Linked DNA regions of Homo sapiens: region 2 is linked to region 1. Evidence: read pairs that join two places in POLR2A ChIA-PET (ENCODE). Cell type or tissue: A673. All regions are shown on one strand.

Region 1 (4,000 bases):
CATGTTCTAATTCTTTCTCAGGCAGATACTGAAAACAAATAACTTTTTAAAATGTTTTAAACATCCTATGTTAGAATCGGAGACTATTTTCTTGCTCCCCCCACAACTCCTCCCCCAAATTCAAACAGGCTGAAATTTGGGGGAGGTAGCACAATGACATGGAAAGACTGTATTAAACATAATTTCTGTGAGCCTTGGTTTTCTCATGGCCTTGCTGTAGGAATCAAAAAGGTAAAGGACTATATTCATATAAAATATTCTTACATAAGAATATTATATATTCCTATATTTATATAAAGTGTTATTTCAAATAGAAGCTGCTTAAAAGGTATTCATAATTTATTTTGTAAAAAGATATTTAGTTCTTTTCTCCAGAAACATTAAAGATTAAATGTCACAAGGTTAAAATAACTTCATGTTAGATGTGTGCACAAGTAAACCAGATTAGGGCCCAAGTATATCAACTAGATAAGTTAATTTAAACTAGTCAAGAAGTTTAGCTTAGATATACAGGAGATATACGGCAATGAAAGTAACATAATATAACCAAACCCTGAAAGCAGCCTCATACATTATCTATTAAACACTGAAAACAGTATCTTCCCACCAAGTGCAGTAAACTGTCGTGTGGGTCATGTGGGTGACACATTTGAAAATGTTTTAAACCATTAGGCATCTTTTAATTCAAAAAATTTCTGTTATTATTAAATTCCCCAAGCCTCAGCATAACACAGTTACCCAAGTAACAAACCTGAATGTGTACACTTTAATCTATAATAAAAGTTGAAATTAAAAAAAAAAAAACAGTGGTACATGGCACATGTGTAAAATGGTTTAAGGGATAAGTGTATTAATATATTCCTGAATGAATGAACAAATGAAGGAACACTTCAAAAAATTTTTGGCAGGAAGAGTTTCAAGAGTTACAAATTAAGAATTTTCCATTTGTTTTTCAACCAATCACCTTTACTCTTTAAGAACACTCTATGCCACATAAAAACAAAGTTGATACTTCAGTAACTGTGTTCCCTCCCCAACAATCGGCTCTATGATCTCAGTGTTTAAAAAAAAATTCTATTTACCACTTCTGAAAAAGACATTTTGATACTGGCTTCAACTTTTATAATACATCTGCTAGTGCAGGCTTTTTCCACCCCAAACAATGTTTATATCCCTGCAGTTAGATTTCTTCCACATACTATAAGCTATAATCCACATAATAAAAGCTAAAATCCCTGACCAAAACTTTACAGATAAGTGGATTTAATAAGAAAGTGTATGTTTTTCCTCAACGAACATGACTAGTGAATATCAGATGTCACCAGTTCATCTGCAGGACATCAAGATACAAAGCAGGGGAAAAAATTACAGTAAAAATGTACTACTTACTGCGAAGACATAAGACTTAAATATTCCTATGATTCAGATTCGATGGGGAATATACTTTTGAAAATAAATCTGAAATGGACATGTACATGTTTTTACATTACATGTATGTTTAACTAAAACACCAAGTACTTTAGCCTCTGTACATACAGAAAAGTAAATATAATAAAACTGGTATGTATTTTTAAAATAAAAACATTCAAATGAAAGTGAAAGTGATAGATGTTAAGAAATGTTTCCTTGAGGGAGTAAGGCTTACCTCATTATTTCTAGATTTAACCACAACTATTAGGTGCAAAATAAAATGATTAATGACAGGTTCATTGAATTGCCTCCCAGAAGGCTTAATAAAGTATCCTAGAAATACAGTACAACTCCTCATAAATTTAGCCGACAAAGGCTTTTAAAAAGTATACAAAACTATATGCTAACAATATTTTTCATTATTTTTAAAAGTTTCATGTTTTTATTTTTAAACAACTTTGAGGTATAATTTATATACAATAAAATGTACAAATTTTAAACACACAGTGCAATGAGTTTTGACAACGAATAGATGCATCCATGAAACCACAACCTCAATGAAGTTACAGAATATTTCCATCACCACCAAAAGTTCTCTTGTAACCCTCTGTAGTTAATCACCCCACTATATCCCATCACAGGCAAACTGTGATCATTTCTATCATCATAGTTTTGCCTGTTCTAGAACTTCCTAAATGGAACTATATAATATATACTCTTTTGTGCCAAGTCTTTTATTCAACAGATATCTATAAGATTCATCCGTGCTGTCTTTTTATTGCTGAGGAGTATGCCACTGAATGACTATATCAAAATTTGTTTGTCCACTTCCCTATTCATGGATACTTAGATTGTTTTCAGTTTGGGGCTATTACGAATAAGATTCACATGGACACTCATAAGTTAGTCTTTTTGTGGGCACATGTTTTCATGTATGTATGGAATTACTGGGTCATAAGGTACATGCATGTTTACTAAGAAACTCCAAAACTTTCCAAGTGGTTTTGCCATTTCACACTTGTTTTTCATTCTCTCTGATACTTGAAATCCTTGGTCTTTTTCATTTTAGCCATTCTGGCAGTTATAAATGGTATCTCATTGTGGGTTTTAAATAATTTCCCTGATGACTAATGATGATGCTCATCTTTCCATGTGCTTATTGGCCATCTGTATATCTTCTTTGTGTGTCTTTTCAAATCTTTGCTCACCTCTTAAAAGTTGTTTGCCATGTAAGAGTTCTTTTAACATTCTAGATACAAGCCCTTTGTCACACATTGTATTACAAATATTTTCTCCTACTTTGTACCTTGCTTTTTCTTTTTACCTTTTTTTTTTTTTCTCTGAGATAGAGTCTCACTCTGTCACCCAGGCTGAAGTGCAATGGTGCGATCTCAGCTCACTGCAACCTCCACCTCCTGGGTTCAAGCAATTCTCCTGCCTCAGCCTCCGGAGTAGCTGGGATTACAGGCGCCCACCAGCACACCCAGCTAATTTTTGTATTTTTAGTACAGACGGGGCTTCAACATCTTGCTCATGCTGGTCTCAAACTCCTGACCTCAGGTGATCTACCTGCTTTGGCCTCCCAAAGTGCTGGGATTACAGGCATGAGCCACCGCGCCCAGCCTCTTTTTTTTTGAGACAGGATTGTGCTCTGTCACCCAGGCTGGAGTGCAGTGGCAGGATCATGGCTCACTGCAGCCTTGACTTCCCAGGCTCAAGAAATCCTCCCATTTCGGCCTACCGGTAGCTGGGACCACAGGCATGCATCACCATGCTCAGCTAATTTTTTTCATTTGTAGAGACGGTGTCTCCCTATGTTGCCCAGGTTGGTCTCGAATTCCTGGATGTAAAGCTATCCTCCCACCTGGACCTCCCAAACTGCTGGGATTACAGGCATGAGCCACTGCACCTTGTAGCCTCGCTTTTTCATTTTTTAAATGGTATCTTTTGAAGAGCAGAAATTTGTAATTACGATAAAGTCCAATTTATCAACACTTTAAAAAATCTTATGAATAGGCTTTTTAAAAAATCTTGAGAAATCTTTGTGCCTTTCCTAAGGTCACAAAGATTCTCTATGTTTTCTTCTAAAAGTTTCATAGCCTTAGGTTTACAGCATTTAGGTCTATAATCTACTTTTAGAAAATTTTTATATTTGCTGTGGGATAGAGATCAAGTTTTCCCTCTCCACCTGCAAGAGATCCAGTTAACCCATCATATGTGGAAAAGACTGATCCTTCTCCATTGAATTACCTTGGCACCTTTGCTGAAAAATCAGCCGGCCATGTATGTGTGAGTCTTTCAGGACTCTTTATTCTGTTCCATTGATCTGTTTATCAATCATGTTATTTTAAAGAGATAAAATGTACATTAATTATTCTGTTTGTTATAAACAGTCAGAACTGGGCAACTACTGATGTATTCCCAGCATTCCCTCACAAAGGAAAAGAAAATCACAGATTGCGAAAAATGATGAGATAAATGGCAGAAGTTTGTATTTCATCATTTTTTTAAAAAATCAGTTATTCTTAAAACAATAAATATAAGCCAAATTAACAGTAAAATGTGTTGAATTTATTTTCTAAGTTGACTG
Region 2 (4,000 bases), 840 kb before region 1:
CGATGACATCTCCCGCTAGCAGGGCCCTGGCTGTTGCTGGCCATGTTTATTACTAACGGCAGCAGATGAGGCCCTGCCTGGAGGTTCCTAAGCTGCCCCGTGAAGGTCCTGACCACGGGCTTGACAGACCGGCCATCCCTATATCCAGGCTGCCTCCATACCCAGCCATGCTTCTGTCCTGGAAGACACTCAACTGGCACAGACCTGAGAGGCTGGGGATGGAAAATGGAGGGGTTTTCTGCCTTGCTTCCTCTCCAGAAAAAGCCCACCTGGGTGCCCCACGAGCCTTATGCTTAGTCAAGCAGGGGCTGCCTACAGGATGGGATTTTAGGGGCCTCCTGTCCCTTCCTCCACAAATCTCCCCTACATCTGGTCTTAATTTCTTTATTCTTATTTTTATTTTTTTTTGAGACAGGTTCTCACTCTGTCACCCAGGCTAGAGTGCAGTGGTGCAATCACAGCTCACTGCAGCCTTGACCTCCCGGGCTCAAGTGATCCTCCCACCTCACCTTGTAGCTGGGATTACAAGCACATACCACCATGCCCAGCTAATTAAAAAACTTTTTTTGTAGAGGTGTCTTGCTATGTTGCCCAGGCTAGTCTCAAACTCCTGGTCTCAAGTGATCCTCCTGACTCAGCCTCCCGAAGTATTGGGATTACAGGCGTGAGCCACCGTGACCAGCCTAGACTTAATTTCTACAAGTGGCTCTCACTCTACATTTAGAGATCAGATGGGCTGCAAATACCCAGGGGGAAGGGAACCCTTGGATTTAAATGCTCTCGTGTGAAAAGGACTGAAAGCAGGCTTACTGGGGAAGATGGGAGAGGTAGGGTTCTGGGAGTCTGGACCCAGCACTGTTGAAAGGAAATCACCCAGGGCAGATGGTCCAGGGTTTCAAGGCCAAACTTGCCCCTGTATCTTTTGGTTAGGTTGGAACTGAGATTTTCCACCTTCCCAAATGGGGACCTCCAGGATCCCTGTGAAAGGCAAGTGTCACTGGAGGCTGGTGGTTGCCTGCTCCCTCAAAGCACTGACCTTACCGCTTGATTCTGTCACCTTCCCACACATCTTTTTGTCTCTGGGCACCAGGAGGCACCTGCCCGATGCCATCCTCCTGGGGTTCCTTGGCTTCTAGGCGCTTGACTGCCCTCTCACTCCCCTTTGGCTGGCTTTGCTCCTCCAGCCCAGCCCCTGAGGATCTCTCTTCCTGCCTCCCTTCCTGCCCAGGGCTGTGTGCTGCCCTTTCTACGTTGTCCAGGACCCCTCCAGCAAACAATCCCAGAGGCGGGGTCCCTGCTGGCCTAGTGGACAGAACCGGGGCACTCTGGGCAGGGGTGCTGGTCACTTGGGTGGTGAAAGGTCCCGAGTAGGCTGGGTGCGGTGGCTCACCCTGTAATCTCAGCACTTTGGGAGACCAAGGTGGGCAGATCACGAGATCAGGAGTTCAAGACCAGCCTGGCCAACATAGTGAAACCCCGTCACTACTAAAGATACAAAAATTAGCTGAGCATGGTGGCATGCGCCTGTAGTCCCAGCTACTAGGGAGGCTGAGGCAGGAGAATCACTTGAATCCAGGAGGTGGGGGTTGTAGTGAGCTGAGATTACGTCACTTCACTCCAGCCTGGGCAACAGATCGAGACTCCGTCTCAAAAAAAAAAAGAAAAGAAACGTCCCAAGTAGGTGGCAGGCTGGCAGGGGCGGGGGTACCTTTGCTGGCTGTCCCCCTCGCTGCTGGGCACAGGCCAAATGGCTCCACGGAGCACCCCACAGCCACGTTGAGCCTTCAGGTGGTTCTCAAACCAGAAAGGAGTATGGTGGAAAGACATCCCAGATAGATCTAAGAGGCTGGACCAGAGGTGGTTGGGGAGGGGCACTAGATTTGTGGTTAGAAGACCACAAATTTTTTTTTTTTTTTTTTTAGATAGAGTCTCACTCTGTTGCCCAGGCTGGAGTGCAATGGCTCCATCTTAGCTCACTGCAACCTCTGCTTCCTGGGTTCAAGCAATTCTCCTGCCTCAGCCTCCTGAGTAGCTGGGATTACAGGCGCCCACCACCATGCCCAGCTAATTTTTGTATTTTTAGTAGAGATGGGGTTTCACCATGTTGGCCAAGCTGGTCTTGAACTCCTGACCTCAGGTGATCCACCCGCCTTGGCCACCCAAAGAGCTGGGATTACATGCATGAGCCACTGCGCCCAGCCAGAGGACCTGGATTTTGGTCCTGATCTGGCCACTTAAGATTGTGTGAGCTTGGATACACTTCTTAATTTCTCTAAGCTGGTGTGTTCTCAGCTGTGAAAGGAGGATCATGATGAGGTGTATCCTCGGCAGGTTGTTAGGATCACGTGAGAGAAGGGAAACCGGGGTTCCATGGATGGGCTTTAGAGACCTGGAACCCCAAATGTTTTGTGCAAATTTGGCACACATGCAAACACATGCTGTTTTCTAGGGAGAGCAGTCTGGTTTCTCTCCCACTCCCACCCCGAATGGTTGGGAAACACTAGAGCCAGACCATGGAGTTCAAATCCTGACTGTGACCTGGGGAAACTACTCCCTCTGTGCCTCAGTTTCCTCATATATAACATAGGTTTAATAATAATAGACTGTCTCATGGCACTGAGAATTAAATGAAAAAAATATGCAAAGCATTGAGAACAGTGTCTCCAAGTGTTTGCTCTTTTCATTTGCTAATTTTATAGGCGTGGAAACTGAAACTCAAGGGAAGTGGAGTTTCGATTGGTACATGGTGTGCCAGACCTTGGCCACATTTGGCAGTCTTGTCCTCGAAAGGGTGCCAGGGTTGCCAAGGGTGCCGGCTGGTGAGGGGCAAGGAGAGAGGGTTGTGGCCGGGGGTCAGTGAGGAGGGAGGGGAGCTGCGGGGGAGAGTGAAGCAGTGCATAAGGTGTCTGTCTCACCGTCTTGAGCCTTCCGAAACTCTTCTTTGGAAGCAAGGGGTGTCCGAATAAGGAAGAAATAAAGGTAAATAGTGAGCACTGGGCGAGGTGTCCTGGTGTGTGCCTGTGGTCCCAGCTACCTGGGAGGCTGAGGTGGGAGGATGGGTTGAGCCCAGGAGGTGGAGTTTGCAGTGAGCTGTGACAGCAACACTGCACTCCAGCATAGGTGACAAGGCAAGACCCAACTCTTTTTAAAAAAAGAAAGTACATTTTTTAAAAGAGGGGGAGCACTGAGAAGGGTGTAGATACAAAAGCATTTGCTGGTGACACGAGGGTGGCCACTACAAAGAAGAGTGGCCACCCAGGCCTGACCGGGTCTCCAGCCGGGACTGTGGAGCCTCCCCTGCACTTCCCTGTAGCGCTGGATCCCGGGGCTGAGAACAGCAGCTCCTGGGAGAGGCTGGCCTTGAGGTCCCTTCCCTGCTTTTCTCCTCACATAACAGAAGGAAAGACGGCCCCTTAACAGCCTCCCTCCTCCTGAGTCTGCAGTTGGGACCGAGTCTGCAGTTGGGACCCAGTCTGCAGTTGGGACCGTTTCTCTCCCTGCACCCCTGGGCTGTCAGTTCTCTCAGGGAACGTTTACCACGTTTGTGCCTATGGCAGATGAGCATTCCTGTATTCATTTGCTCATTTGTTCAAAGACTTTTTAGTGTCATTCTCTCTGGCCCATTCTGGGACACCCACTGGGCTCAGTTAAGCCACTTTTGCCTATGGGTCTCTGGGAAATCCTCTCTGAATTCAAGCTTCCTCCACACCTTCTAATTTGTTTGGGAAAGGAGGTTTGATTTGTGTTTTTGAATCGTTAAGCACAGCAGCCTTCCCCTTCCAAGACTCACGTGACCTGGATAAGGGCTTCACTGCCCCCAGCAGGGCTGCCTTTCTTGGGGACCCACGGAGAGCACACCAGGTAGCCAGCCCTTCCTTCCACTCCAACCCACCCAGACCCTCCTCTGAGGACAAGGCACTCCCAGACAGACCTTATGAATGACTCCTTTAAACTCCAGGGCCTTCTACTGAAAAGATAAATTCATTCAGGGCCATGTCAG

Evidence for each region. Peaks named below come from ENCODE experiments on the same cell type or tissue, not always from the same donor. Only the 100,000 strongest peaks of a DNase experiment are listed, where the experiment ranks them.
Region 2: POLR2A ChIA-PET joins it to region 1 with 5 read pairs; 2 of 35 experiments call an interaction of 5 or more read pairs at or near these places.

The regions. Positions count from the first base shown.
Region 1 is chr1:222,895,353-222,899,352 of GRCh38, reverse strand. All of the region lies in intron 1 of DISP1 (dispatched RND transporter family member 1), which reads right to left. Among named protein-coding and RNA genes, the nearest start is that of DISP1, 82 kb to the right of the region's middle. In A673, no CTCF peak of the experiment used is centred here; no DNase peak of the experiment used is centred here.
Region 2 is chr1:223,733,447-223,737,446 of GRCh38, reverse strand. All of the region lies in intron 2 of CAPN2 (calpain 2), which reads right to left. Among named protein-coding and RNA genes, the nearest start is that of CAPN2, 23 kb to the right of the region's middle. RefSeq lists an enhancer at 2,688-3,548. In A673, no CTCF peak of the experiment used is centred here; no DNase peak of the experiment used is centred here; H3K27ac peaks cover 712 bases.